Linked DNA regions of Mus musculus: region 1 is linked to region 2. A link is a loop called in an ENCODE intact Hi-C map of the cell type or tissue named here. Cell type or tissue: heart. All regions are shown on one strand. Each heading gives the region's core, and the rest is flanking DNA. Links, peaks and the distances in the headings are about the cores only. Region 1 holds the start of Rgl1 (ral guanine nucleotide dissociation stimulator,-like 1). Region 2 has its middle 56 kb from the start of Rgl1.

Region 1 (16,130 bases), core at 4,704-12,703, 53 kb after region 2:
ATGTTTGTCTCCGCTGTCAGGCTGAGTTCTCCTGAGAGGCAGAACTAGGTATGTAAGAGTTATATGGAATTACAAGGATTGACTCATCCAATCACAGATGCTGAGAAGTCACAGGATGTGCTGTCTGTCAAGGAGGGACGCATGAGGGAGGCAGTGCAATTCTTTCTGAGCGCAAAAGCCTGAGAATCAGGGAGAACAAGGGTTGTAGCTCCAGTTTGAGCTCAAGAGAAGGTATATGTGATGTCTCAGCTTAAGTGGTGAGACGGGGAAAACCCTCCTTTCTCTGCCCTGCTCAGACCCACAGTGGTCTAGGCGGTGCCCACCACAGAAGAGAGCGCTGGCTCCCGTTCTGTCCCATGCATCTGCTTGGCTCCTTCCCTCTTTTCATCAAGTGTGCTTCACCAAGACAGCTTTCACCTTAAAGATCACTTTCTCTGGAGAATTCTCTTTAAATGCTGTGTGTTGGGCCTGCGCCTGGCACCTGTAAGTCTTCTCTCAGCTTCTGTCATGCAGTAAGAGACTGCTCTGCTTGACTGTCCCCTCCTCCATTAGTACTGTGAGTGAGGCATCACAGCCGTGAGGCTCAGCTCAGTCTGAGATATCTAGCAAAGGGTTCAGCAAGGCTTTATTTCAAGTAATAATTAGGCAAAGCCCTTTAAAATCCAACTCAAGACCTAATCCAAGACCCTAATATCCCTCTCTTGGAGATGTGGTGATCTACTCTTGTCAAGTGGCTCCTAATCTCTATCGATTTTTGTTCTGTGTAATGGGTATATTGGCTAGAGTATAGGTCTGGCTGTCTTGACAAGTTGAACAACTAAAACCTCCTCCCTTTCTTTCTCAGAGACAGGCCGCAACTGGCTGGCGTGAGGAAAGGGTCACGGAGGCCTTTTCTGTCTCCTGCCCCAGTGGAGTGCTTTCCTTGACCCTTTCTAGAGAGGCTGACTATGTCCTGGAATTCTTGAACCCTGCACCCAAAGTCAATCACTCTTTTGGCCGCTTGGGGACCTATTCTAATCTTTCTGGGTCCTTTGGGTTTGCTTCAGTGTGGGGTGTGGATGTTTAGAGCCGAGCTGGAGAGCTTCCTAGTCCTTGCCTCCACCTTCTCCTGAGCTTCCTCCCATGAGAAGACCAGAAACTTTGGATTAGTGCCAAGATTGTCAACTGCTCCTTGATATAAAGTCATGAGCTAAAGTCAGGACCATGCTTTGTCCCGAGGTCCATAACACACCAGCCCAGTAGGTGGGCAGCCTGGCAGTGCTGTGTACCAAGGCCCACGACATACCAACCCAGCAGGTGGGCAGCCTGGCAAGATAGAGGTGAGAAATCCCTTTGGACAAAGCTAAATACTCATGTCACTTATTGGGGTAGCTCTTTGCCATTCTTCCCCTTCCTCCTCCTCCTCTATTTTTATATTACTGGGGATTGAACCCAGTCTTCCACATACAAGGCGAGCCACTCTTTCACACTGAGCCCAAGTGCCCCGGCCCCCTTTAACTTTTTATTTTGAGACAGGGCCTCACTCATTTGCCCAAGCTGGCCTTACAGTCATCTGTAACACATGTCGGCCTGAATTTATGATCCTCCTGACTCAGCCTCCCACATTGCTAGATTACAGGCCTGTATCTCCAGGCCTGGCTGAGGACCATCATCTCTTTACAGGTTGTTTCCATTGGGTATATGTTGAGGGTCTCTTCTATCAATTCTCCACTCCCCTAACACATACAAGCAGACAGACAGACAGACAGACAGACAGACAGACAGACAGACACCTACCCACCACCATCACTGTCACCCCTCCACCTAGAGAAGGAATTCAAAGGGAGAACCAGGTAGTTGGGAATGAGCTGTAGCAGCTGTAGGGGCAGCAGCTCTTCTGTCACCTAGAAGAAGCCAAGTGAGCCAAGGTAACGTCCCCTCTTGCCCTCCACCCCAAGCAGGGCAGGTTCCATCCTGTAGGCCAGCACTGCCTAGTTTTTTTGTAGATGTGACACAAGATAGGGTCATTTGGGAAGATGCGCCCTTAATTAAGAAAATGCCTGTAGGTAAGTCTGTGGGATAGATTTCCTTGATTAGCCCACCGTGAGCAGCGTCACCCCTGGCATGTAGTCCTGGGTTGTATAAGAAAGGTGCCTGAGAGAGCCCAAGCAGTGTTCCTCCATGGCCTCTTCAGCTCTGGCTTCCCTGGATGATGGACTGTAAGCTATAAGATGAAATAAATCCTTTTCCTCCACAAGTTGGGTTTGGGCCTGATGTTTATCACAGCAACAGAAAAGCAAACTGTTATAGGGTCTCACTTCAAGCTTTAAAAGAAGCAGGATCAGTATTAGCCACTGAGAACTGTAAATACACACCAAGGTTTTCTCGGCAATGCAATGTATGAAACATTTTCTGGCTTTTTTCCCCTTTGTTTTAAGAAAGTGGGGGTATTCTAATGGCTACACAACCGGCTTTCTAAAGTGTGAAACCCACTTCTCTTTGCATTTCTGTTTCCCCGAGAGAGAAGCTAGCACATTTGCGGCAATTTGGTTAACTTTTGTTAAGGTTTCTTTCCCATTATGTAGGCTTTTCTTTTCTTTCCACCTTCTCAGACGTTGTTCTTGAAGCCAGGAACTTTCCATTCTTGGTTTCATCCAGAAGACAAATATTTCTGGGAAAACACAGTGTCTAAGCCATTCAGCAATTCTGCTGTTATGTAACTGACCACACTAAGGCTTTGAATTAACTTTGGTTACATTTTATTGAAGAGTGTCATAAAATAACTGCGATAATTTTTTCAAAAACATTTGCAGGTTTTCAAAATAGAGCTTGCTTAAAAAATCTGTGCAGCATCTAGCAACAATGGCCGAGGGCAAAGTTAGTTTGAAATAATGACAAGTCCATTGTCTGTCTTCCAGCACTGGCTTGGGTTTGAGGATCTGTGAGTGCAGGGAGCCTTCTTCCCATTACTACCGCCCACTCTGGCTTCCTCCTGTCTTGCTCTCTTCTCTGGTCCTTTGTGTTTCGCTTTTGTTTGTTTGTTTTTGTTTTTGTTTCTTGTGAGACACATTATGAGATAGGTTGCATGCTCCACCTCCAACCCTCACCCCTGCTCTCTGCCACCCGTGTGAACTCCCCTGCATATGGGCTGACACATCGTTAGCTCTCCCTCTCTTCAGTCATCCCTCTGTCACTATCTCTAGTGTCTTTCTCCTAAGGACTGAGCCAATGTTTTCCCAAAGCCGAATCTCTTCTTAGTGTATCTTTATTTATGTGTCCTGCTTTCTCAGAGTTCCAGTCCTAAAGCTTTACCTTTAATTTGTTTATTTGCTTCCTCTCTCCTTTCCTTTTCTTTCTCTCTCTCTCTCTCTCTCTCTCTCTCTCTCTCTCTCTCTCTCTTTCTTTCTTTCTTTCTTTCTTTCTTTCTTTCTAAATATTTATTTACTTTATGTACATGAGTACATTGTAGCTGTCTTCAGATATTCCAGAAGAGGGCAGTAGATTCCATTACAGAAGGTTGTGAGCTACCATGTGGTTGCTGGGAATTGAACTCAGGACCTCTAGCAGAGCAGTCAGTGCTCTTAAACGCTGAGCCATCTCTCCAGTCCCCCCACCCTCATTTTCTTGTCCCATGCCACCTGTCATCAGTTGCAGAATGTATTCCTCTCATATCCTCGGATTCATTTCTTCCTTTCTGAGCCCTCCTTGTGTCCCTCTGAGAGCAGCTGCTAATTTAGAAGAGCGTTCTTCCACAGCCTTCTCTTGGTCCTTTCTCTCCTCACAAGCTAGTTTACGAACCAGCATTAGAATCATCTGGTTGCTGTGCTCTTTTGTCATTTCAGATTATCTTTTTTATGTTTTTATTATTTTTTTACACAACATATTTTGATTGTTTTTTTTCCTCGTACAGATTCTTCCTACATTCCTATCCACCCAACTTAATCTCTCTCTCTCTCTCTCAAAAAAGAAAAACAAAAAAACCAACACAAACAAACAAAAAGCAAAACAGACAAGCAGACTTAGAGGGACAGGCACACTGACCTGCATTGCGTTGGCACATGCTGACACTGTTGGAGAATCCAATTCTGTCCCCTAGCAGTTCTCAATTGCAAACTGTTTTCCTGGACCACAGGTTCAAATCTCACCTCTTTCTGTTTCCTTTGAACCACATGGTCCCCCCTGCACCCATTTGTTTCTTCCAAGCCATGTGACAACAGCCTTTGTAAGAAAAACTGTATTACCTGAAGAGTTTAAGGAATACCTTTAGTTAGTCTTTGACAATTTCATACATGCATCTTAATGATATCCACCCTGCCTCTCCCTTCCCATTTCCCTCCTCGAAGACTTAAAACTTTTTAAATATATAATTTAAAATCATGCACACACATGTGTGCCTATGTGCATTTTAAGCTTAGGTGTCATGGAAGCTATGGATTCCGGCATCTGGAGTCACAGCTGCCCACTGGTCCTCTGTAAAAGCAGTGGGTGCTGCTATTGCTCAGTCATCTCTCCATCCCCTGACAGGCTTCTCAAGAGTCATCTCTGCCTGACAGAGTGTCATCCTCTCTGTGTCCCCTTGCCCTGCTTGCTCCTATCTGTTAATTTTACTTGCTGATTTCTGGCATTCGAAACTCCTTTTCACCCACTTCCTCTGTACTTTTCCTTTCTTGTTAAAGTATAACAAATACCTTTATCTTAGTGACAATAGCTAATATTAGTCATTCAACCATATTTACCAGTCACTTATTGAATTTACAACATGGCCCCCTCATCTACCTGCCACGTCATCTCTCTCTTTAGTTACTTCTGGCATCTGTAATGCTAATAACCATAGCAGGTCTCTGTTTGTTCAGCACTGAAGTGGAAACTTAAGGATTCTTTAGAAGGTCAGTTGTGTTAGATGGTGTTAGTTGGCACAAACACATGAAGGAACATTTCACTGAAGCAGACGCAGGTGAAAGGATGTTCTTCTAAAGCAAGCACGTGAAAGGACAAGTGATGAAGGATTCTTTGCTAACAACACGCATGTATTGGTCTTCCTTACATTGTGTAGTTGAGCTCCATTTGTCAGGACTCCATAGAAAGAAATGCACCAAAAAACTTCTGGTGGTGTGCTGCAGTTTCTTGCTGCTTCCTCAGACTCTGGCTGATTGGCAGAGTGATGTCAGCTGACACAGATGCACCTGCTGAGGCAGGACCCGTGCTGAGACACGACCTGTGGAGGACATGTGATGTTTGGAGGATATAAATTGGAGTCTACAAACAGTGATGGAGACTGAGCTTGGCTTGCATATAGATCTAGGTGTACAACGCTTGTTTGTCTTGAGTCTTTACTGATCTTCTATTTGCTGAGACACAGCCAAGAACTTCTCCTGGTCTTTCCTGCTGACTTGTGCCTTTGCTATGGCCTGGCTATCTTGTGAGGTCATGCCACCACTGCTGATTCATATTTGCTACCCCCACTCTACTGAGCTCGACTGCTGGTGTATCCATGAGTAGATAGAGCTGCCGCTGCTAACCTGCAAACTGAACTGCTGATTTCCAGACAACTCAGACTAATGTTGCTCCAAAGAACCTTTCTAAACAGGTTCACTTCCCCCATATCCTTTCTTCCCCACTACCTCTGGTGGGTGGTGGGCTAAAAGAGAGGTGAAAATGTTTAAAACCATCATTAAAAGTAAGCCTTAAAAAAAATTAAAGTTACATACCATCCCTGCCTTTGTAGCTTACAGTCTAGTAAAAGAGGTTAGAGCTGTCAGTACATGTGTTTAGCTGTGATCGATTTATAAGGAAATAGGAATATGGTACTGTGTCCACAAATGAATAATATGGGTATTTAACTAGAGCAAGAAGAAGAGGCTGAGATGTCCCACATAAGGGAAATGCCGTCCTGCTCTTTGGCAGGAGAGGTTGGATATGCCATGACTTTGTCAAAAACATGGAATTCGATAGCACAGTGAGATGAGGAGAGGGAGGGTATAGCCACAGCCAGGCTATATGGGATACAGGAAGGATTTAGGCTTTTATCCTTGGCAATAGGGAACCACTGGAGGGGGTAAAGGACAGGGGGAGATGGCAGTGTTATTTGGAAAGATCACTCTGTCTAGGGAGAGAATGATTGGAATAGGCAGGAACATTGAGCTCAGCCTTTTTCTGGGGTTGTAGCAACTCAGTAAATGCTGCTCACTGATTGGACGGCGTGACACTTAGGGCTCTTGCTGTGATCTTTGTATCACAAAATTCTGTTTTCAAGCTATAGAATCTTGAGCTACTTAAAAGAGAAACCTGACTTTTTAGCATCATTACTTTCCTATAGTCTTTGCAATTCTTTAACCTAACACACGCAGCCCCTACTGCTGATAGTACTGAGTAGTAACCATGGTGTTGGGGACTGTGCTGAATGACGTCTTGACGTCTTGACTATCATGATTAACTCCTACTTCAGGCCAATGACAGAAGTGTTTATATTCCTAACTTCTCAGTAGGATTAAGCTGGGTCTTGCCTCAGAGTGAAGTGGTCAGGCTAGACCTCAGCTCTAGATGTTTCTGACTGAAGAGCCATGTCTCTTTGCCACTTCAGTCTCTTTACTTGAGGCTCACTACTAGTTCAATGCCATGCTTATGACTTTAGCTTTGGGGGGAAAAGGTGATCCGGCTAATTGGCCAATAATGCTCCAGACTCTTGGCCAAAGCCTTCACCTGAAGCATAGGTCACCTACTCACCTTGCCCTCTGACTCTTTCACTGTGTGTCACCCAGAACCTGGCGACATGTCTCAGCCGATCTTTTCATCTCTGTGGACACATTGCCAGCTGTGTGTCCTTTTTTTTTCTTTTACAGAAATCTATAATTAGATGAGGCATTAATTATGTTAGCCCCAGGCACAAATAGTATTCCACAAGCTATCTTCCTCTGTAAGTGAGCATCACCAACAATTAAGAGTGACCACCAACAAATGATTAAAATATTAGTTGAAAAATATCTTCTGATATGGCTGTAGGAGCCCTTTGTCTCGGGCCTGGCAGTGGTTGAATGGTATTTGCTTGTATTTCTTCTGGCTTTACTTTCCATCCCTCAGGGCAGCCTTTTCTTTAGTTGCAATAGGACTGTATAAAATGCTCATAATTTGCTTACATGAATAGAATAATCTAATAGCAGAACATTGAGAATATGAATTGATGCCTTATAGTGTTTCTGTGATAATTAATAAGGTCAGTTTGGGCTCAGAAAATGACAGCAATTGTCTATTGCTTAAGAAGGTTTTAAAGGACCATTCATCTTTAACCAAGCGTGACTGGCTCCGTATCCCTTGCAAAGCAAAGTTGAAAGTTCAAGCAAAAGGTAGGCGAATGCAGCACCCCCAGGGTTTTAAAAAAAATTTTTTTTTATTTTATTTCAGAGTTGGTGATTGAACCCAGGGCCTTGTACATGCTAAACACACACTTTATCAATGAGTTGCACCCCCAGGCCAATCCCAGTTTTCACAGCTGGAAACAACCCGAACAGAATGGCCAGCTGACACGGGGAGACTGAGCGTGGGAAGCTAATTGCTAAGCAACATTGCCCCCAAACCTGAAGACCAGGGAGGAGCATTCATGGGCTGTCCATAGGATGGAGTAGCTGCAGCCACACTTAGATATTGCTGGAGCTAAAAGTTAAGTATCTGTTTTATTTGCTTATATCTCCCTTCCAAGTGATTGTTAAGGACCTAGAGGTAGCTGAAGGTTTAGTTATGAATAAAATTATTGCAAATGCCTCTTACCAGTTTCATTTAAAATCTATTAGCAGTGAATAGGAAAGGCTGCCCTTAGGTAGTAGTTGTGGGTGGGTGGAGACAGTTGCTACTTGGCCACTGTAAGGCAAGGTGTAACACACACCTTCCCACAGTTATTGCTGCTACTCCTCTCTTAGAACTGCTTTCCTCTAAACTTTTGACTGGGCATAGGCCAGAGTAGTCTAGCCTTGAGTTTGGGGATGACAGAGCTAAGGTCTCGCTAATTTTAGTCATCTCACATGGCATTGTCATCTTTAAGGCAAGGTTTTTAAGTGACTTCATTAAGGTATGAGTGACATGTGGCGTGCTGTATATATTTAGTGTTTTTTATATTTGATGAGCTTGGAGATCAGTTCATAGTCATGAAACCATCATTACCATCAAGGCCAGGGACAGATGCATTTTCTTCCATGTTTCTTCCTGCCCCATTGTTACTGTTGCTATGATACTAACATAGGGTCTGCACTCAGGCAACAGTAGCTTAGGTCCAGTGCAAAATTATTTCCTATAACTGAACCTCACATTCTGTGACCACTATCTTCTACTCCCAGCCCTGCCAGGCACACCCCTCTATTCTGCTTCTGTGTGTTTGGTGACTTCATGGACGGGAGCTCTCAGGTTGCCTTTCTGAGCTTGGCCTATCTCCCTTAGCATAGCATCTTCCAGTTCCACCCATGTAGTCTCTTTAAAAGGACTGCTGTCTTTTTAAAAGCTGGAGAATCTCCACTGCATCACATTTACTTTTATCTGTTCATCCGTTGATTGGCGTCCAGATCGTCTCGGTAGCATGGCCATTATGAACAGTGTTGCAATAAACATGGGAGTGTAAAGCGTTTCTTAGAGATCTGGAAATACATTCTTTTATAAATGCCACAATTGGCATGCTGCATTTTATGTATTTTTAACTTGAGAAACATCTATACTTTCTTCATAGTGGGCACTGCTTACGTTCCCAGCAACAGTATACAGTATGCATCTTCATTAACACGTGAACCTCAACACTTCCTTCCCCACCCCCTTCCATCTTTCCTTTAAAAATTTATTTCTAGTTAGTGTACAAAACAGTATAGCATTTTCGTAATACTCCTCATTGTCCTGCTTTTCCCTTTTGGTGAATGACACAAGATATGTGTTCATCTACTTGTGGGTGTTTTTATAAAATTTTTCTAAAATGTCTACTCAGGCCTGTTGGCCATTTGAATTGGATTATAGCTATTCTTTTGCTATTGAGTTATAGGACTCTTTTTTCTATTGCGGATATTAATTCTTTATTGGTCATGTGTTTTTGCAAATTTTTTTTTCTCCCATTCTGTAGGTTGCCTTTTCTGCCTGGCTGAATTCCTCTGCTGGGCAGAAGCTGTTTGCCTTGATGTCGTTCCTCTTGTCATCCTCTGTTCAGAGCTTCTGATGGTTGGTAGTTTGGGTTAACATGGACTTAACATATGGGTTAACATATTAAGTCTTCAAGATTACAAATAGGTATTTATTTAATTGTTTATATCAACAGAAGATCAATTAGAACTAATGGACAAGTACATTAAAATAACAGAACACAGAACCAAAGTTCAAACATTAATTGTGAATCCCTAGTACTGGGGCGGAAATGACTGGTTAGGTAGCCCAGTGGACATAGTATTTGCCAAGGTTGGAACCTTAGAACCCGTGTAAATGCTGCATGTGGCAGGGTGGCCTGTAACTCCAGGGCTGTGAGCAGGCATCGAATGATCCTGGGAGCTCATTGTTCAACCAGTCTGCCCAAACTGAGTTTCAGTGAAAGACCCTTTCCCAGAGAGTTTGAAAAGCAATTATGGAAAGGCACCCAGATATCAACCTCTGGCTTTCGCACGAGCCAGCTCACGTGACCGTGCCTTTCCTGTGACCTGTGCACATTCACACACCTGTCACACCACAACCTAAAATTAAAATTAGGAAAGCCAATCATAATAGCACCAAGTAGAATCAGATACTTGGAAACGAACTTATTGAAAAAAAACAGAGTCAGACACCAAAGCTTCAGAAATGTTTTTTGGTGGTCTGAGTCTAGGGTAAGGTGTTTACTAGCTGAGTCAATTCACACTGATGGATAAATGGGTTATAGGCGTATGCTCCTCACGCTGTAGCTAGTACTTTAATCCAAAAACCCTAGCAAAAGGGTAATATTGATTACATTGCCTATAAGTGAAAAAATTTTTTCAGCCACAGCTTTACTTTTTTTCTTCCTGGATTAAAAGTGCTAAAGAAAAGAGGTTCACAGTTGAGTGTTCCTCTGCTCGGCTCCAGGGAGCACACTAAAGGAACAGCACAGACACTTCACTGCTAGACTTCCCCATCAGTCCCAGAGTCCCGAGCAGGCTCCAGCCCATCTTTATCCTTTTCTGTCCCCTGCAGCAGTGCACAGCATCCTGTGTTTGGGGCCTATCGCTCATTTTAAGTGAAATAGTTTAAAATAAGTGGAAAAAGCCCTTGTTGACTTCAACATTTGATAGTTCTAGATCATATAAGTCCAGCTATTTGGTTTTCATCTTTTTCTTTCCTTCGTAAAAGGATTGTGACAAAATCACACCTTCCCAGGAACAAACACAAATAATCATTCTTGGCATGTCTCTCTGGAGCTTGAATATAATTTGGAAGACATCATTTCAGATTTCTGTACATTGCAGACATGACAGCCTTTCATGGAGTTCCGGCCTACAGCTCCTAAGGGGGAAGGGCAGTAGGGAGAAAATGGAGCCTTCTGGACAGCTCTCCGTGCACTAGGTGACTTGCACATTTCTTTATTTAACCCTTTCTGAAATTCTGTGAGGTTTGTCCTACTTTGTAGCCAAGGAAGCAAATCGGAGGGAAGCCATGGAAATGTACTCTGACTTCCACTCTTAAGGCTGGGCTTGAAGGCTGGGCTTGAACTGGGTTCTGTTGTCATTCCCTTTACAGCCAGAACCCAAGTCAATAGGATGAGAAGAAGGGAGAGCTACAGCCTGAGAGGCTTGTGAGGCCCAAGCCACCTTTCCCAGGAATTTCTGGAGAAGAAACTGCTTTTGTGAAGAAGTTTTTCAACAGTCTTAAAACTTGCAGCACAGATTAGGTTACAGCGGTGGTGAAATTAACTGAAGTGTTGCTCATCTGTCCTGGGCTGCCTCTTGAGGTCTTCAGAATCACCAAGGAGACTCATCTAGGTGTGACCTGGGGCCCTGAGGCAGATAAGAAGCCTGAGGTAGGGCCGCCACATGTTTTCCCTCTGGCTCCTGGGACACTCTGTTCTGAGTACTGAGCACAGCAGAAGGAATGTGTGTGTGTGTGTGTGTGTGTGTGTGTGTGTGTGTGTGTGTGTATGTGTGTTTAATATTTAAATTATAGAAACATCCACTTTGGTTGTAAAAGATCATTCTCTCTACAGTCTTGAACTCCTGAAGCATGGGTCTTTATGAGGAGCGTTTGACTGACTTGAAGACATCCTTCAGTGTGCAGAGATCCTTTGCTTGCTTGGTGTAGCCTCTGTCATTTCTGATGCCCTTCTGGAGACATCAGTGCACTGATTGCCTAACTTTTCAGCTCATGGTATATTCAGTACTAACCAAAGCTCAGCACAGCAATCTGGAGGAGGTCCTTTTCAGTTTGACATGTGTAAAACATGACATTTTTGTAATTGGTGTGGAGTTCTGACAGGTACAGTTTGGCTACCTGACTATGGGCTATCTCTTGCTGTTGATTTATTGAAACTAGATCTTTTAAAGTGTAATGTATTGTCCCCCACAGACTATTGTGTTAAGATAAAATTCTTTTCAGCATTGTCCTTTGAAAGGCTTTCCCTACAGTGATTATCCCTCTGTGTCCCCACAGTGCACACCCCCCATGGCTACTCACAGAGGCTCCAGAAACCCCTAGGACCACTTATGGCCTCTGTCACAAACTGTCAGATCCTGCAAAACTCTCTGCTCTCACCAGCAGTAGCCAGTAAGCCTTATCAGACTGGGTGGTGGAGTTGATGCATGCCTGTAATCTCAGCACTCAAGAGACAGAGGCAGGAGGATTGCCAGAAAAGTTCTAAGTGTTCAAGGCTAGCCAGGACCACCTTTTGTTTAAAAAAAAGAAAAAAAAAGCAAGAAAGCCACAAACAAGAGTGGGCAGTAGGAACAAGTCCAGGCAGTTGCAGGTGCGGGGCAGGGTAGAGCCGCTGGGCACGGTTTTTAGATACCCAGATAGCTTTTGACTTTATCCTAATGAAAATCTTCCCCCCAAATCGAGGGGACTCTGATTTAATTGCTGTAAATTCCAAATAGCAAGCAGATCACACAAGAATCCCTAATCCCTAACAGTTTCCTTCAGTAAAGCAGACGGAGGCTGCGCACATGTCCCATGGCACACATGGTTCTATTTTGTCACCTGGTGGCCACCAGGAAACCCCGATGAAGCGGTCTACTTGAAAGCATCGTTTCCCCACCACTCTGAGCTGGAGAAACGATTGCTTGCTCCCTTGATCCGCGGGGCTTCCGAAAGGGAGAGTGCGCTCACAAGCACAAACAGGAAAGCCTGACATCACGGAGCGGCGGGGAGGAGTCTGCTGCCGCGGGCTCCCGGGCTGCCTGCTCGCTGGCCGGCGCTCCTTTGTGGCCCGGTCGCGCGCGGCGGCGGCGGCGGCAGTCGGGCAGCAAGGCGCGTGGGAAGCGCGGGGACCCGGAGCCGGGCCAGAGAGACGCCCCGACCGCCTCGGAGCAGGGCGCACCATGCAGCGTCCGTGTGCCGGAAAGAAAACTGAGAATGAAATTACTTTGGCAAGCTAAAATGGTAACGCCAGCTCCCCGCCTTCCCCTGACGCTTCTCTGCTGGGGGACTCGTCCCATCTCCCGCTTTCTCGGGCCGGGTTGTTGGAGCACTGTCTAACTGATCAGAGCCACCCGGACCCCACTCTCTAAGAGGAGCTTTCTCATTCTGCTTTGTGTCCTTCCCCTCTCTGTGCCTCTTCTCCCTAGAAACGATGCCTGTGTTCTCAGGCATCGCCTGCGGGGTGTCTGGGACAGGCAGATGCGTGTCAGGAGAGCAGAACTTGGAAAGGACAGAACTCAGTCTGGGGGAGCGGCGCCGCGCTCTGCTTCCCAGCGGCAGCCCTTTAACACAGATCCGAGGTTTAGCTGGCGACATGGCTATCCAGGGGGTCGCTGTGTAAATTTCAGTGGAAGCTGCATGAAGATGTTTTGCTTTCTCGGCACTTGCCAGAGGGGCTTTTCTTTTCTTTTCTTTTCTTTTCTTTTCTTTTCTTTTCTTTTCCTTTTTTCTTTCTGGAAATAAAAACTTTCCATACCCCACATAACTTTTTTTTGGGTTTCAAAATAGTAAGAGGAGAAAAAGAGGTACAACTTCACTTCCCAAAGAGGGCTCTTGGTATTAAAACACTTGTTTGAGGGAGTTTAACATCGACATTGCTCAAATGTTTGTGTACTTTGAGAAGTATAAACTCTTGTTTTTGCAAATGAGTTATTTTTTCCTTTCACTTAAGTGGACAGAGTTGATCAGGACTAAACCACAGTTTCCTTAAGAAGGAAAAAAAAAAACTTGAAAAGATGATTTAAGATACGTGGCTAGGTTAGGAAAAGTAACTGACCAGAGAAGGGAGAAGTCGGAGGCTCCTGATACCGCAGGAAAAGGCTGCCAGCCAAGAAAATCTCAGCCTTGCCTATTGCAGGGTGTCCTGTGTTGCTCTGTTTGGAGGATTTACTCAAAGGCTTGGAGAGCCTTTGTAAGCAGGGAAGCAGCTGGGATAGATTGTGGTTAGCCAAGGGGGAAGAAAACAACAACACACACTACGACCCTCTTTTTCTTTCTTTTTATCCTGTCCCTGGCAGAGCTCGATTCAGGACTGGGGTGAAGAGGTAGAGGAAGGAGCTGTTTACCATGTCACCCTCAAAAGAGTCCAGATTCAACAGGCGGCCAATAAAGGAGCGAGATGGCTAGGGGTGAGTAGCGCTTCCGAGATCTTGAACTTTGGAACAGTGTCTTTGCTCTTCTGTGAATATCATTATTATTTAGCCAAGGTAGCCCCCCCCATCCCCTTTTTCTCCCCCTTAGTCTTAAAAAGGAAACTGCTGATGGCCAAGTGTTTGCTCTAGCTGGACAGGTCTGTTTTAGGACTTGTGTTTTCCTAAGCATCTTCCCTAAGTCTGTCAATAATTCAGAACCTTCCGGAAACATCTTGAGGTATTTGGCAAACAGGCTGGGGGTGTTGTGGCAGAAGAGGACAGACACACAGAGACCTGGTCAGAGAGCACTACTAGCTTCTACATGTGTCATAAACCGCTGTGCCCAGAAGATAACCTTTTCTCTCTCTCCTCCTTACACAGTGATGCCAACAGCCCAGTCCCCACTCCCAGAAGTTCAGAGGCCATTCAGACCCGCTTCCTTTGAGGGGCGGCAAGGTTTCCCATTGTGACCTCCTTTCTGTAGAATGGGAGTAGACTGATATATACTTAGTCTTGGGGCTTTGCCTGTAGAGTATGGAGTCGGTGGCAGACACTCGGAAAAAATCTGCTTTCCATAAACTATTGGGGAAGGTCATGTGAGTTCTTAATTCGACCAATGAATCTTTCAACACATCCCAAATGAAGGGACTATGCAAGGCAGAGAGCCTGGCGGTGGGATCAGGAACATGTGGGAGAGTGGAGAGAGAGTAGTTACAGATGACACAGGGAGGAACATAGCGGTGTCTGAAGAGAGGCAGGACTTGTGGGTAATGGTCTTCAAAGCACTGAGGAGTGTGTGCTTGCATCGCAGCCTACTAACCTTAGTTTCAGAGCACACAGGGTTTGGAGCAGTGTTCCCAGATGAGTGCGGAGTGCACGGGGCTTCCTGGGAGGAGCGGAGGCAATATGACTTGTAAGACTCATAGTCAAAGGCAGGAAGCCAGGAGCCCTATCTTCCTTAGCCGTGGCTGCTGACATTGGATCTCCCCCAACCCCCGCATTGACCTTCTCAACCTGCCTTAAGTCAGGATTTTCCTGCCACTATGCTTGGATCAGGACACTGTTGACCGGGATGGTAAGTTGCTAGTGACATTGAAGATGTAGTCTGCAAAGTTAGGCACTTTCTCAGTGAACACTAGAGGTCTTTACTTACTGAGCAAGCACCTTACTCAGAACATGATCCTAACATTAACTGTGTTTAGACTGCTGACCAACCACTCTGTTGCTTTTGGGGGCTTTATGTATATATACAGTATTTCAATGTGATGTTGCTATGGTTTTGACCTGTGTGGCTATTTGTAAATGATTAATAAGCTCTAAACCAGTTGCCTTCAAATAGACTTTGCATTTATTGGTGTTGGGTAGCCCTGGCTGTCCTGGAACTAGCTCTGTGGACCAGGCTGGCTTCAAACTCAGAGATTCACCTCCCTCTGCCTTCTGAGTGCTGCAATTAAAGGCATGCACCACTGTGACAGGCTTTTCTACTCTTTCTAACGATGTAAAATGCTGCATGGGTGGCAGTGTTAATATTTAGCCAGATATGGTAGCAATGACTGTAGTGTGAGCAATAGAGGGGACCCTACCCCCAATAAACCGTCCTTCCTTTAGATGCCAGAAGTCATTAGTGACTCTTACCAGTTATTCTGCTCATTGACTCCACTTCCCTTCTCATCCTGCCTCTCTCCATAGCCATATAGAGTTCAGAGGGGTTGGCTCTGACGTAAACTGTAGATCTGAAATATTGAGAAGAAAGATCATGTAAGCTTGTTTTTGGTTCATAGAGGAATCCTATCCTCCTCCTTTTGAACAAATGACTCACAGACACCACACTGCTCATCAAAAGTCAGTCCTTGGACCTCTCAGCCTGGGATGCCACTTGATTTCTTGTCTTAGGTATCCTGTGAGGAAGCTCTGTTTTTTTTTTGTCCTTGAAAAATCCCAGCTTAATTTAATATGACTCAACCAATTGAGCCACAGCAATTATGAAATCCTTTTCTTTGGTACCCAGTTGGCTTCCTCGTGTTTGTTTTCCTACATTCCAGTAACCCATTCAGAATTCTTCAAAGTGAACACTTTTAGAGTTAATGGGGTTGAGGTAAGGCAGGGAAGACGCTTCGTGCGCACTGGCATCTGACAACAACTTTATGGGGAAGGTGGTATTATGATGCTGTCTTTCATCTTTATATACAAAGAAAATAATGCCCAGCGTGATCTGCCCGCTTGCCTGTGGGGTCATGTAGTTAAGAAATAGTAGAGGCTAAATTTGTATATGGGTACAAATTTGTTGTCAAGAACTGTCCAGGGCTTTAAGGCTGTTCCCGTAGTTCTTGAGGATAGCGTTGGTGTACAAGAACAAGGAGACTAGAGCATACCTCCCCTAGGGATAATTCTTGGTGTGGGATTTGAAAAACGTAGCCCTCTGGTCCT
Region 2 (16,130 bases), core at 3,437-11,436:
CATGGAGTCGTCCATGTGCTTAATGAGTGATGGCTGTTGTGTTGGGGTGGGGTAACAAGAGGAGGAAAGGGGGTGTTCTGGGTGTAAGAGACCACAGGCACCAAGGCATGGGAGGTCACAGTTTCAGAACAAGGCTCTTGGGCAGTGTATGGGCGTAGGGAAGTCGGAGTAGGGTGGAGTAAATATATGATCTAAAGGTTAGGGGTTGGTCGGTCGGTTGGTCAGTCGGATCATGGAGGACTGCACTGTGCCCTGTGGTGGCGCATTCCTACTGCAGGTTCCTAAACAGGGCAATGGTTTATAAGAGTTTCTGAGACAGCAACTCTAAGGCTGATGACGACAGTGATGACAACGATGACAATAGAGGATGGAAAGGAGGAACGCAGAGTTCAGTATTGTATCTGTTGCAGTCGTTCAGACAATGGAAGTGTAAGGACAGTGCTCAAATGCAGAGATGGCTCTCATCTGAGCTTCCTTTCAGAGAAGTCATCAATAGAATGTGGTGGTACATTGGCTAAGGGACTCCATGAACTGGAGCACTTGAAGGTAACTGAAAAGTTTAGTTTGGGCACCTGGGCGGTGGTGCTTCACAGATACAGGAAGGACAGGAAGGAGGAGTTTCTCTCCTGAGTTAGAACAGCGGTTGAGGAAGGCAGTGACTGACGAAGCATTTGAGTACTGTTCTTAGCATACATGTTCTGAGTCCTCTCCAATAGGTTTAACTGTTTGTATGTTAATAATGTACATGCAATCGTAGTCTAATATTCAAATGCACTATAAACCATATACAAAGTAGAAAAATCGGATGAAATGAGAAATCAAAACCAGGGCATAGTTTTGAATATCAGAAGGACAGATGTCACCCACGTTAGAGTCACAGGGTAGCGTTGCATGAAGAGAAGGGACCTGCTGGACTGCCTTCAGCCCAGGGGAAGCTTGTAGTTCCTTATATTCCTGAACATTTTTTTCCTCCTAATTTCTAATTTCTGCTAAGAACGGGCATATTTGTGAAACTTCCTTAGGATCCATGCTGCACTGCTCTAGAAAGTCATTGTAATTCAAACAAAGGAGTGTTAATGTCCTTGGCACAAACTTTGGCTGTGACATGAAGCACCTTTCCCCCTTAAAAATGTCAAGAGGAAGAGATAGGGCCTCTCTGCTGGGAGTTCCAACCAAGTAAAACCAGAAGAAAACCAGGAGACACTTACACATTCTGGCCAGCACAAACGAGTCCGTGACCTCTTCTCCTTAAGATAATATGAGTGTGTTTCATGACTCTGACAGCTCAGAGTGAAACACACGACTGCATTTAAAATCAATGTCTCTGCTAATGTACTTCTCCAGTTTATCCAAGGCTCTGCCTTTTTACTGCAATTTCCTTTGTGGTTATGTGAGGCCACTTGTGACAGCCTGATAAACACGGAGGGCCGCTGTTGCCAGATTTTAATTTAGAGAGTACAGAACATAATTTTGACTAATTGGTCCAGTAGGAACCGGAGTGGGAGCTAAACAACTCTGAGGGTCTGTGGCAAAGAAACAGGGAGACTTCATTAACTGTCCCCAGGCAGCCTCCTGATGGAGCGCCAGGGTGACTTAATCAATGCATTTATGTCTCAGATAAGACCTGAGGACTGATTGGACCAGATTTCATTAAACCTCGTGCTATCTGTGCTAGTATACACACAACATCCCGAGCCTGGGGTTTCCTCTTAAGGTCACAGAAGAAACCGGGAAAGTCTACCCCTTCTTTTGGTCCAGACTGTGAGGAGTAAGGGAGGGAGGGGCACAAGTTTGGATTGCCAACATCTGTTTAAGCTAAACTGTGTGAATGGAGGGCCAGTCTCTGTGAGACTAGCAGGGCAGGTCCCTCTGGTATCCAGAATCCCTGGCAAGCACAGCTGGAGCCGAGGCCTGGGGACTCACAGGCCCATCCCCCTCCTGAAGAGCAGGGGAAAGGAGTCAGTGAGTGGCTGCTGGAATGGCTGCCACATGTGGCTTGAGAGGCTTCAAGGGACTGGATTTACAGATCGTGTCCTGTAAGGAAAATCCGCAAGTGTGAGTAAGGAGTGAAAGGGCTGACTGAAAGGGGGTTTTTGCTTCTGTTTTCTGACTCCTTGTGGTGGCGCAGCTGTTTATCTTGTGTGGAAGGGTAGGGTCAGGAAGCTGACAGGAGCCAGGGATGGGAGGAACTGACCAAGTGAATCCCGAGGAATCTGAACACAGTGTGGTAGACTGCGGTGGTCCAGAGAGCAAGAGCACATTTTCCATAACCTTGGCCTTTCCCCTGCTACTGCATTAAAGAGTGTCAGGATTTTCCTTTAGGTGTTAAAGTTAGAGTCATGTTCTTTCCTGCTAACTTTTTATGTTAGTTTACCAGCACCGAGTTTCATTAGTTACACACACACACACACACACACACACACACACACACACACACACACACATTCACACACTCACTCATGCGCGCTCCTTATTGTGCTATCCTGCTTCATTTTTCTCTGCCCACCTCCCCTCCCTCCCTCCCTCCCTCCCTCCCTCCCTCCCTCCCTCCCTCCCTCCCTCCCTCCCTCCCTTGTCTGTGTCCTTCCTCCTCTGCTCTCAATTCCCCTAGTACTTTTGTGCCACGCCCATTTTTCAATCTAGGTTAAAGACATGAGAAAAAACACACAGTAGTTGTCTTTATGAGTATGGTCCATTTTGTTTAACATAACAATCTTGTGTTCTGTTTTTCTGAAAAAAAAAAGTCATGATTTCATTAATTCTTTTCTCTTTATGGCTAAGGAAAATTCCTCGTGTGTATGCACCGTAATTTCTTCACCAGCTGTCTCTTGATGGACATCTCGGCTAGTTCTGTGTCCTGGCGATTGTGACTGTGTAGCAGTAAATATGGATGTGCAAGTATCTTTATGATGTGCTGACTTAGGTCTGCAGATCTGTTCTCAGGAATGGTAGAGCTGGGTTCCTTAGGGACGTCCATACAGACTTCCACAGTGGCTCGTCCTCGTGCACACTCTGACTAGCCATAAGGGTCTCTTTGCTGCTTCCTCACCAACACCGGCTGTGGTTTTCTTGGTGTTAGCCATTCAGACCGAGTGAGGTGGACTCTCAAAAACAGTTTTATGTGCATTTCCCAGGTGACAAAGGAGGCTACATACTTTCCCAAGTGTTTCCTGTGTCTGAGAACCGTCTCAGTTCCACAGCCCATCTTCTGACTTTTTGGTGTTGAGTCGTTCCTGTTCTTTATGTATTCTAGATATTAACTCCCTGTCCTATGATTGTTGACAAAGCTTTTTGTTCCCCATGAAGCTGACTCTTCACTTGGCCATTTCCCTTCACAAAGCCCCAAATCAACATGACCACAATTCCGTGGCAAGTGAAGGTCATAGAAAGATGGTGTAAGAATAGAATTGTTCTGAGTCAGAGAGATCTATTTTCAAAATTGGACTCTTCTGTGTGACCTTGGAAAAATCACTCAGGTTCTCCAAGCTCCGGTTGCGATTTAGGAAGGACTTATTGCTTACTGCAGAGAGTGGTCTGTGTAGAACCTTCCAGCACCTCTCCTGGTATTTGGAAGTGCCTCCTCCTCATATGGATCTGACTGCTCATTGATCATGTTTAAGAGCTCTCACCACCCTACTTACTTTTTTTCCCTGCATTATTGCCCCTTATGTGAGGGCTGGTCAATTGCTAAGTCACGACTTCTCCTTCCTCCTGGGGGCAGCATGCTTCTGGATGTAGTTTTAGCATGGCCCTTAATGTTTACCGCCTTGAAGTTGGAAGTCAGATTGCTCTAGTGCTGTTCAGTCAGGAAGCATCAGGGTAGCTTAGCCTTGTATTCATAAAGTCGCTGTTAAGAACTTGGAATCCAGAATGTTCTTGTTTGGTTTTCCTGGAAATAGCAAGGTTAGTCTGTGGTGCTGAGAAAACTGAAAAGGAGTGGAAAGGCCTTTGTATTACCATGGTACAGCAAGTTCAGAACGAAGCATTTGTTTTGGTTCATGGCTTGATGGAAGATGACCCATCATGGCAGAGAAGGTGTGGTGGGAGCCTAAAGTGGCTTGTTATATCTTAGCTACTGTTGCAGGATTTTCCCTGTCCAATTACATTAGTGCAGAGGAGGTCTGTGATTGGGCAGGGAAAAGGAAGGCAGAGCTAAGAGTTGCAGCGACCGGGATCATTTCAGGGTAGGAGGAGAAGAAAGATTGTTGCAGATGTGAACTCACGTGTATTTACCAGCTACAAGAACTTGTGGTATTGTAAGGTTAGATTAATTGGGATAAAGCTTTTATCATTATCAATTGGCTCTGAAATTATTGTATTGGCATCTTGTAAATTGTGATATTATTGATACATAAATCTGATTGGTTAATTAAGCTTTAAGTGTCTTGATTTTACCAGGTTACTGGGTATTGTGATATGCAACCGCGAGGTTGGAGATTCCATTTAGTTACTGGAATGTGGGATCTCCGACTACATGGGTTTATGACTGAGGAAGAACTGGCAGCTCCCAGAACAAGCGAGCCAGATGCTCTGGAGAGAGTTGATGACAGCGGCAGCAGGAGTGAGGGAGCGTGTTTGGGCCCTGAGGAGAGCTGGTGGGAAATATTTTTTAATATTTCCTGAAACATATCAGTCTACAGTCAGGAAGCAGAGATGAACTGGGGAAGAAACTGCCTTCCTCTTTGATCCCCTTTTATTTAGTTTGAAACTGAAGCCTATTGGATGATGTCACGTGATATTCAAGGTGGGTCACCCTCTTCAGTTGAGCTGGTCTGCAATACTATCACTTACGGATACGTTTCCTTGGCAAATCAAAACCCGGTCAGGTTGGTAATGAAGATTAACCATCACAGTTCTGTAAAGGTCAAGGAGGAATGGATGACCTAAGGAAAGAGAAAAGAAGCTGCAGCCCAGCTGGGGTGAACCGGGACTGAGGGTGGAATGGTCCTTCCCTCCAGACAGATGCTGGAATGTATTTCATGAGGACTCTGGAACAAAAATCCCACATTCCAGTCATTTTTCATTTGCTGGTATAGAAATTGAGGTGATTCAGCTTGGTTATCAAATACTGTGATGCGTGTGGAAAATGGGCAGATAAAATGGTCCGACTAGACCATGGCAACATCTGTCCAAACTATAGCCCTTAGCGAAAACCTAATCCAGGATCAAACAGAAGTTCTGCCGACGTACACAAATCACTTAACACAGCTTTTAGAAGACTTTTAGTTGGCTGACTGGCTCTAGACTGAAGGATGATGAGAAATCCAGACATTCTGCTGGGAACGTGTACAGCTTTAAAGAAAGTGTTAAATTCCCACTCAGTACCTATTTAATATATCCCAGCAAGGTCTTTCTCATAGGCTGTGTTGAAAGCACTCCTGGTGTTCCTATATAAAGCAGTTTTCCAAACGGATTTTAACAATCTGATTAAAATGTGAAAACAAAATTTAGTTTTTGGTTCTTTCATTTAGGCTTAAAGGTGTTTTGTTGTTCAGTTCAAAACAATGTATTTTTTTCTTTAATGGATTGTAGAGATGAAAATTTTAAATTTCTCCCCCGAGTATGTACAGGAATACTAGAGGCATTCCCCACAGGACAGTGCGTCCGCACAAGAGGAGGAGAGAAAAGCATGCAGGAAGGAAAAGGAGTTGCAGCATTAATGTCTTTTTATGTGTGTGGCTGTCTTGCCTGTGTGTATGTCTGTGTGCTATGTGTGTGCCTGGTGTCACTGGAGGCCGAAACAGTGCATCAGTTCTCCCAGAATTAGAGTTACAGTTAGTTGTGAGCAACCACGTAGATGCTAGAAACCCAACCCAGGTCCTCTGGAAGAGCAATCAGTGTTTGTGACTACTGAGCCATCCCTCCACCCAGGTTGCAGTATTGTTAGTACAGTTCCAGAGTCCTCACTAACAGACAAATGAGAGTCTCATTAAAAGTAGGTTGCATTCTTTTCCAATATATATGGAGCACAATGCACATCATGATACTCACAGCATTTTCTGGTGAAAATGTCATGATATGACAAGTTCATAATCAAAAAAATTATAAAGAATTCTGTTAAGCGAGGGCATTGGTGAGGTGGCTCAGTGGCTAGAGTGCTTCCACACATACCTGATGACCTGAGCTTGATCCCTGGAACCCATGATGGAAGACTCCTAGAGAAACCTGCCTTCTGACTCCAAAGCCATAGTGTGGCATGATGAAGGGCAGCAAAGACAGCTACCGGGATGTGTGTGTGTGTGTGTGTGTGTGTGTGTGTGTGTGTATGGACATCAGAGGACTTCTTGCCAGAGTCGATTCTTTCCTTCTGCTATGCGTGTCCCAGGGATCAAGTTGGGGTCATCTGGCTTGGCAGCAAGTCTCTTCACCCACTGAGGCATCTTGCCAGCCTGGAGCTCAGAGTTTTGACATCTGCATGACACTCTTCTGTGAATAGCACATTGGCTCTGTGAGGGGAGCTGGAGTGGAGAGGTGAGGCTCTGGGTCAGACACTTCCCCTGTCGCTGAGGTGACACTTGTGAGGTATTAGTCCAGTGCCTGTGGGGTGGTCATATGGTCCATGTCACTGTCAGAGCTGTTGAGACCTCAGAAGAATGGCTCTCACTTCAACGTGGACAGGAAAAAGAAAGCCGACTGCTGGTGTGCCGCGTCTGCTCCCCAGAGGACTCTTGCCTTTTGCCTGTATTCAGCCAGTCAGAGCCAGAGTGTACAGAATTGTGAAACATTTGTGCCAGGGCCAGTCATGTGATTTATAGTTCTGTCTCATTTTAAACTCTCAAGCACACAATCCACAATAGCTGAGCTTTGGATAATACCCGGATATAACATATACAGCCCTAGAACTCCTCTTAGCTGTCCTAGAACACCGAAGGAGCCTTTGTGATCTCAGCCTCAGTTGCTTAGGTGTCCTCACCCCTCCCGATCCCCATGCCCGTCTCTGTGGTTGCCTTGCCAGAATGCCCCACTGAGTGGAGACCAAGATGGGAACCCAACTGTTTCTTGGGCTCAGCAGGAACTGCTGCACACAGAGCAGCCTTTCTCTGGGGAGGTTCACAAAGGCAGTACAAGATCAGTTTGCATATTTCTTTCCTTTTTTTATCAAGAAGTTCTGCCAAATACTATCAGTACTCAGAGAAAATATACAGTCTGAAGGCCAATGGGTCATCTGGCCCAGCAGCTAAGAGCACTTTTGTTCTTGCTGAGAACCAGTTGGTCTCCAGCACCCACATGGCAGGTCACAGTCAACTCCCTCTTCAACGCCCTCTCTGGTTCCCAGAGGAACTGCACATATGTGGTACATATTCAGGCAAAAATCCATACACATAAAATTAAAATAAATCTCTTAAAAAAATCAAGCTGAACCAAGTAGAACTCCTTCCCGATTTAATTTTTTCTACATTTAACTGGACACAGTTACTGCCAGAGTTGGTTCTGACTTCAGATTCTGTTGTGCAATCTTGCTCATTCTCCAGTGAGACCTTTATGTAATGAAAATTCCTTTGCAAATGGTTGTCCAGTGATTGACACTTATTCCAAAATTCCATGATGGCATCTGCTTAATCCTTTATTCTAGTGAAGGGCTTTTAATTAAAAACAAGTGTTTCCAAGGGGCACTGAGATTGAAGCAGTGTAAGAAGTTGGTGATGAGTTGGCAGTCTGACGGTGGAGGTCAGAATAAACTGTGGAAAGCGGGCAAGTTGAAAGCATTGTACAGAATGCAGGCAAACTGCCGCATGTAGGACAGAAGTGCAGTCGGCATTCCAGAGAAGAAGTGTGTGTGTTGCTCTGTTGCTGCCGAGCCTCCTGGTGAGTGGTCCTTATCTATCCATCATGCCGCATCAAACACAACCGACGTTTAACACTGCTATGCAATAATATATTCCCTGTTTATTTCTGCATAGTGAATGCACAATGTGTAAGTGATGAGTCAAACCCCAATATAAGTCCATAGTTATATTTAGCAATATAAGTCCTTCAACTGATATGGAATAATAATTCATATTAGTTTTGCTCCCACTTAAAGGCAGTGAGAACACTATTTCATAAGTCGGAGGTCTCTGCAGTCTCCATCAATTCACATTTAAGAGGAGAAAGCCGAGGCTAGGGAAGGTGAAGTCATTTGCCTCGAGTCAGGTCTCCTGACGACACAGCGCTGCTCTTGTACTAACTCTGAATCTGTGAGTCAAGCTGACGTCCAGGGGCTGCTCCTGACAGATGGGAGAGTTGGAGATGGTAGAAGATAAAGATAAACAAACCGGCTTATCTGGACAGGGCCTCAGCTCATTAGGAAGAAGGATGAGGAGGAAGGGGCAAGAGAGTGGAAATGGCAGAGTCAGACAGTCACGGGGAGAGAGTGGGGCAAGGCAATGCCAAACATATCTGCAGGACTCATTCCTAGCTGAATTTGAAAAATAAAAAGATCTCTTCATGCAGAGGCAAAGAGTTTAGGTATATAAGAGACACACAGAAAAAAAAACCCTCATGTATTATTAATGTTTGTAATAGACTTTGCAGGAGCAGAGGGAAGCCCGACTCTGACAGAGGAAGATGAGAACTTCCAGAGCATTCCAGAAGGCTCTGGAGATGGGGCTCTCTTTTTCCCGTCCAAAGCGTTTAGTGAAAAGAGGGAGGAGAAAAAAAAAAGATGATAATTGATGAGAGATGTGTTATGCCCTATTTATATCCCTAGGAAGAAAGTGAAATTCAATGAAGTGCAGGCTGATTTATCATGCAAAGGCTAGTATGGAGGTAGCAATACAAACAGACTTCTGAGGGCACTCAGGCCCATAGCTTACCCTAAAGCTGTGTTTCAAAAACTGCCTTTCTATGACAGTCACACGTAACTTTTATCAAATGATACGGACACTAATAATAGCAATTTTCTGTGTCCTTAAGCTGCCCCTCAAAATTTACGTTTCTAAGATTAACCACTGTCCATTGACTTTTGCACTTGGCAGTCATTTGGGATGAAGCCTTGAGCTCAGACCTTTATTATAACTGTGGGGAATGCGATCATCTCCAGTTTATAATTATTTTTGAAGGAAAAGAAATGATAGGCCATTAAGATTACATGTGTGAATAGTATATTTATAAGGATAGCATTAGGAAGTATTTGAGAAGAGTAAACAGGGGCTAGAGAGAAGGCTCAGTGGGTAAAAGGCTTGCAGAATGAGCTTAATGACCAGAGTTTGGATGTCCAGCACCCATGTAGATGCTCTGTGGTCATAATGGCCTGCTTGAATCCCAGCCTCAAAAGGTGGGGACAGAGGGAGCCTGGGCAGCCTGCCTAGATAGCCTTGCTGAGCTGTGGGGTTATGATGGGAGATCCCTATGTTAACATGTGAGGTGACACACAGCAGAGGAGACACCCCGTGTCACTCTCTGGCCTCTACATGCATGTGTGCGTGCACATGTGTGCACACAAACACACACTCAAAGTGCCCACATGCCATATGCCTGAACACCGCATACACATAAACAAATACAGATATTAAAAGTACAAATTTAAGTTATAAGAAATACCCCCTTTTTAAGGACATGCATGTTTCTCTCTAGCAATAATCATATTTTAAAAATAGTTGTTTCACCAGTTATAAACTACTATCAGTTTCTTCAATTGATGCAGAATCCTTGGATCTAACCTAACTAAAAAACCCTAATAAAAAACAAAACAAAACTAGCGGTGGTAGAGACGTAAGAATTGTAGGTGGCCTTGGAGACCCTGCTTTGCCTTGTGATGGGGCCATCCTCTGTCTGGGTCGTCTGGAGCGTCCGTCTCCCTTCTCCCTGCCTCTACACTTGGTTTCTTGTTTTAATTTTACTCCCCTGCTTCCTGCAGTGGAGACAGCAGGGAATTTTTCTCAAGAAATTTTAATTTTTAATATTTGAGGGAAGAAAAGTTGCGTCTGTGTTCTCTGATTACATATTTCCCTTTTTGGACATTCCACTTCTTTCCCCAGCCTGGTTCCAACTTAGGACTGGTCTGGCCATCCAGGAGTTTGATCAAGTGATGTTTGGGGTGTTGGGTAGGTTAGGATGTCAGCTTTTCAGAACTGATTTTCATAAGGTTTGTGATGACCTATACTCATCCGTAACCAGAAGAAAAGATTGCCATTGAACGTTACAGCGAGCCCGTCGCGTGTGCGGTGCTGTCGAGTGGCTCACGTCTGTGGGGTTTTGTTTGTACAGAGGCTGGGTTATAACCTTAAGAAAGGGGACACTTAAGTTGTGGCACAGGAGAGGAAGGAACACAGATGTCTCTCGTTCTCCTATTACAAAAATTGTAAAGCTACTGTATAAACATCTAGCTGAGGTTTTTTTTTTTTTTTTTTTTTTTTAAATTTGGTTTTTTCGAGACAGGGTTTCTCTGTGTAGCTCTGGCTGTCCTGGAACTCACTCTGTAGACCAGGCAGGCCTCGAACTCAGAAACCCGCCTGCCTCTGCCTCCCGAGTGCTGGGAGTAAAGGCGTGCACCAACACGCCCGGCTTTTTTTTTTTAAGAAGAAGCAGAGGAAAGAAACCATAAAGGAAAACATGTTTGAAAAATTAAAACGTATAAAATACTTTATGCTCAAAGAGGAATAGGCAACTCAGCCTATTCTTTGTATACTTTGAAGGTGGGCCAGCCAAGGATTTTGCTAAGGGAGGGGTCCTGTGTGACTAAGCAGGTCAGTCAGTCACGCCCGTGTAAAGCCTACAGGAGTCAAAACTGTAGACAGGGATGGAGAGGAAAAGGAATGATCTAGCTCTGGAGAAATCCCCTCCTCCACCTAGCTTGCTCTCACCTGTGGACTCAGGTGTGAGCCTTTCTCCAGGGGGCGCTGTTGTGTCAGAGGAGACCCTGGCACCAGCCTGGGTGGTATGAAAGGGCCCCACTTGAATAGTTCAGCAGGGGTGAGGGGGTGAAGAGATGGGCTTTCCGTGCTGACATGGGAGTAGAAGAGGGGATGGAGACAGTGCCTTAAATGACTTGGGGGAGGAGTAAGATGGGGAGGGGTCGCTTGGGAACCTCCCGCTTCCTACCAGTTACTTAGCTTCTCAGACTCTCATTTCTCACCAGAGTAGATAGTGGTAAACATCTTGTGAGGTTATTGTGTGGCTGAAGTGGAAGTACCCAGCATCATTTATGTTTCTAAGTGAGTAGATCTGATGAGGATGGGTGGGAAAGACTCCGGTGAGGAGGAGGGGAGAATCTTCAACTTCACAGGGCCTTGTAAGAGCTGGCTGCCTCTCTAAGATGCCCCTCAGCTGCCGGTGCTTTGGGGCTGTTGCCAGTGTAGAAATACATCTTTCCCCAAGACAGGACAAGTGGAGTTCAGCGCCAGCATTGAAAATGGGCCAGCCTGCACCCACACTGTGGAGCCGGGAGAGCAGCTGTGGGCAGACAGTAGAGTCCTCGCTGTGGGGTCGCTGGGCTGCAGAGTGCTTACAAATGTACAGTGCTTGCTCTGAGATCTTGTAATCTGTCTAGCTCACCCAGCGACATTTCCATGACATGTAGGGAATGCTGCTGAAGCCATCTCATGTGGTTTCCGCACTCTGTTTTGATTTATTATTTGTTGTTTACAGTATTATCTCCAGTAACAACTGTGGAATTTCCTTCCCACGAATCTGGTCCATTTCCATCTTGCCTGTTTATTTTCAATTTCCTTTTTCTTGGCTTGAAACCTCCCGATGGCCTCTGCCTTGTTTATTTCCTTGCCTGTGTCAACGTCCTTTGTCAGCATGTCCCCTCAGGAACTCTGTCCACTCTTACTGTGCAGGTTGCACTTGCCTGATTTTTATGCGAGTCTGTTATGTGCTCCATGTTTCTACTACTGTGTGATGGCCTGGGCTGGCACTGAGCTCATGGCCGCCCTCAGCAAGCAGTCTCAGGCTTGCTGTCTGTGGCTTCCAGATGGAGCACATGAGGCCCAAAGAGAAAACTCTCTCTGTAGAGACTTGTCTCAGTTTCTCTAGTGTCACCCTGTCCCACTCATTGACTTCATCTTCCACTTACTCTTATTGGCAGCTGGTCACATGAGCATAAGGCCTGTCTTTGCAGATAGGCTCAATTCCCTGAAGCCAGAGCCACAAAACTAATTAATGATCAATTTCGTTTTACAATATTAGCCACTTGGAATACATGCTGAATCTAGACTTGTTCCCTTGTTATGAGGAACTTAGCCCAGCAAGCCAATAAGGTTTAAGGAAGAGATAACTTGACCTTATTACTTGTTATGCGAATTAGCAAAACAATGCCTCTTTCTTACTTCCGGATTGTCATGAGTTACGGAATTATGGGATAATAATGTCTGTTGCAGTAAATCTCTAATCCAAATAAGCCCAGGCAATGAAAACACAACTCAGTTAATATGAATACATGTGCTGTGCGCCTAGATTGGGCAGATCTACCATGACACTATGGTCTTCCCCATATAAGAGACCCCTTAGAACTTACAGTTTCTCCGGGCCAGGTGCTTCTGCTCCTCTTTCCTTCCTCCTCCTCCTCCTCCTCTTCTGTGGTCCCCTCCTCTTTTTCTCCCAAAACCTTAAGCTCCACCTTCCCCTCTTTCTCTGCCCAATCACTAGCCTTTATTTTATAAATTAAGGTGGAAAGAAGGTTTACAGGAAATCACTCGAGTGCTGACTCATTCCTTGTTCGCAGCCCCTCACAGGAGAACAGAATTAACATCAAACATAATCAGCCCCAGGGCTGTCTGCAACAAATGTCAATAATGAATTGACATTCATTTAACATTCACTTATGCTTGCTCTGAATAGGACACGTCTGTAGTCGCAAGATGCTTACAGGGCTTGAAGGTAGAAATGGAGCTGAAAGCAACTAATATAATAAAGTCGTATGGCTGGTACAATCTACAGATCCATCCCATACATGGAGAGAGAGGGTCCCCATTAGTATGGTGTAGACTGGAGGGAACAGAGCGCTCTCTCTCTCTCTCTCTCTCTCTCTCTCACACACACACACACACACACAGAGAGAGAGAGAGAGAGAGAGAGAGAGAGGAGAAAGAGTGCCCTTGGGGGTCTGTATATGTTTTTCAAATGGCTGGAATAGTATGTCCTGTGTGGTAAGCAGTGTAAGAAAAGGGAGGTGAAAGGCACAAAGTGCCCCAGCTATTATGTGAAGGAATTTGGATTTGTTCTCCAAGAAAACTTTAAGTAAGCAGAATACCATGAACAGATAGGCTTTTTGTAAAAATCACCCTAAGAAGGGTGTATTTGTGGAACTTGAAGGAAAGCAAGATTCTAAGGGACAATGTGGTACCGAGGTGGGGTGGAGTGAGATTCTGATGAGAGCTGAAGGAGACCTTCTAGAATAATCTCCTAAAACATCTTGTTTGGCTCCAGCAATAACCCAGAGCCTACGAAGGCAACGTAGCTGATAGATAAACCCTAGTGGGAATCTCTCTCCTCTCCCTGCCCCTGCTTCCCCTGCAGCGACTCTTGTTGTCCTTACTTACTGATGTTGGGTCTGTCACCCAGGGCCTGCTGCATACTAGGTGTGTGCTTGGCAACACCCCCGGCCCTTCATTCTGTCGCCTTTCACAGGTTATATTGCACTATGCCACACTTTTAAAGCTTATTTACAACCTTTTTGCCCTGGAGCCATAGGCCTTGGAGATTTGAGAACAAAGTTACTGAATTATGTGTGTGCCTAGCACAGAGATCTGCATGTGCAGCTGCCCAGGGTGGGTTTGAGGAGTAAAACTCTTGATGCTTTTGCTAGTTTCTTCTAACCTGTGAATTACAGAATGTGAAGAGCGTGCACATGCACGTGCACATGCGCACGCGCACACATGCGTGCGCACACACACATTTCCTATGACATTTGTATCACAGAAGCTACAGAGCTGACTCAGCTATTGAAAGCCCATACTACTTTTGCAGAGGACCCAAGTTCTCTTCTCAGCACTGACATGGAGCATCTCAAAAACACCTGTAGCCCCAGCTCCAGGGTGTCTGATGCCCTCTTCTGGCCCCCAAGGGTACCTACACCCATGTGCACTTATCCCACCATATCCTTCCATGTAATTAAAAATAAAATCCATTAAAAATAGAGTTTGTGTCACTGTCCATTATCAAGATGTATTCCTTTTCTTTGGGAAGACTGCAATAAAATACCAGTAATAAATATTTGAATATAAAAAGTGGACATAAACCAGGCGTGGTGGCGCACGCCTTTAATCCCAGCATTCCAGAGGCAGAGGCAGGCAGATTTCTGAGTTCGAGGTCAGCCTGATCTACAAAGTGAGTCCAGGACAGCCAGGGCTATACAGAGAAACCCTGTCTCAAAAGAAAAAAAAGTGGACATAAGAGTAATGACTGTTATAATATTGTCTTCAGAGATTTCACTGTCCATACAGTAATTTGATTTCATATTTTTTCAAGTATGATTTTTTAAATTTTAATCTAGATTGTATTTTATTCTTCCAGCAGATTCGTAATGCCTCCTGCTTACCTCTTTCAAGATGGAGGGGACATCTGTGGGAGAGCCTACTCAAGTGGTGTCTAAAGTCAAACTTTCCACAAAAGGAGAAAACACAGGACACTGGCTGGTGGATGATCATGCTCGAATATGGGAAGTTTTGAAGACAGAGGAGGTAAGACAATGCTAAGCAACAGAGCTGGCACATTGATGGATTTGCTCATACCCAAGACGAGAAAAGTTTCTGCTGTAGCTGATACTCCATGCCAGTTTGAACATGTGTTCAGGGAAGTAGGCACAACTAAGGCTGGAGAACAATAAGCTAGAGATATGTCCCTTAGACATTATTGATGACACAAAGGAGCTAATAGTATTAGCAACTGAAGCATAAAGTAATGATCTGCTCTCAGATGCATGGAACCTGTCCTCTGGCTTAGATAACCCAGTGGTATAGATGAAGGCTTCTTCTTCCTGTCTTCTTTCCCAAGGTTGCTCTTCTGTGATTTTCTTCTTTCTCAAGGCTTTTACTGAAGTCTTAACAAATACTAGTGTTGTGTGTCTTTGTGTGTGTATGTGTGTGTGTGGTGCAGAAGATTGAAAGAGGGCAAAATCCATTCATTAGTGGAAGTGATTGATATATTATGGCTTTTATTTTATGATGTGTTTGTGATAAGCTCCTAAGTAATGATGAGGGCTGGAAGGAACACGTCCCTAAGGCACAATGGAATGCGAAGCTATTACAGGATTAGTTGTGCGGATGGAGGTGAGAACCTGAGCTTGGGGAAGGCTAGGCTATAAGGATGGATGGAAAGAGCATCTCGGGGAGAAGGCCAAAGCGTGCAACTTCAGGACAGCCGGTGTGGAATGGAAAGGTGATGGGGGAACTCTGAACATTGGTGGCAGGTGGTGGGAAGGGGAAGAGTATCTTCAGAGGGCTCACCCGGGAGCTGTCACTGCCTGAGAGAGCTGTCCAGGGCCTGGGCCACGTCTTGCAAGCTCAGGAGAATAAGTTCTCATATATCTAACCACAGGGTGCTCCTAAGAAATGCAGTGTCATAATGAAAATAATAACGGAAGGGCGCGACCTCGGAAGGCAATGCTTGGCTGAGTGTAGACATGCCTATGTGAGTCTTCCCACTTTAATGCTTGGCTGAGTGTAGACATGCCTATGTGAGTCTTCCCACTTTAATGCTTGGCTGAGTGTAGACATGCCTATGTGAGTCTTCCCACTTTAATGCTTGGCTGAGTGTAGACATGCCTATGTGAGTCTTCCCACTTTAATGCCTATTGATGCTTGGCTGAGTGTAGACATGCCTATGTGAGTCTTCCCACTTTAATGCCTATTGATGCTTGGCTGAGTATAGATATGCCTATGTGAGTCTTCCCACTTTAATGCCTGTTGATGCTTGGCTGAGTGTAGACATGCCTGTGTGAGTCTTCCCACTTTAATGCCTGTTGGGTGACTTTTTGGGTTATTTAATTTACAACTTGTCAATTATTTTTCTAAAGTGGTAATACCAATTTGTTCTCCCACCAATAGTATGCAAAAATTTCCACTATTCTATGTATATGTTAACTCTTGGAATTACTAGATTTCCTAATTTTTCTAATCTTGTTGATACACATTTTTAAAATCAGTTCTTTTGCATCATAGCCTTATCTGAGATTGCTTTTTATAAAAAGTTTTCAAACATGTATTTTA

What was found. A loop is a pair of places that touch in the nucleus more often than their neighbours do. Peaks named below come from ENCODE experiments on the same cell type or tissue, not always from the same donor. Only the 100,000 strongest peaks of a DNase experiment are listed, where the experiment ranks them.
Region 1: it touches region 2 in a loop (4-fold over the local background); 8 of 42 quality-filtered maps call a loop at or near these places.

Annotation. Positions count from the first base shown.
Region 1 is chr1:152,621,388-152,637,517 of GRCm38, reverse strand. Rgl1 (ral guanine nucleotide dissociation stimulator,-like 1) reads left to right here and starts at 12,301. Exons shown (of 18, transcript NM_016846.4): 1 at 12,301-12,534; 2 at 13,590-13,700. The coding sequence starts at 12,508. In heart, for the core only: a CTCF peak has its summit at 12,236; a DNase peak (open chromatin) is centred at 12,317; H3K4me3 peaks cover 1,026 bases; H3K27ac peaks cover 1,940 bases.
Region 2 is chr1:152,673,333-152,689,462 of GRCm38, reverse strand. It overlaps a transcript of Rgl1 not described here. Among named protein-coding and RNA genes, the nearest start is that of Rgl1, 56 kb to the right of the region's middle. In heart, for the core only: CTCF peaks have their summits at 3,722 (motif pointing right), 7,278 and 10,794 (motif pointing right); DNase peaks (open chromatin) are centred at 6,492 and 11,332; H3K27ac peaks cover 4,458 bases.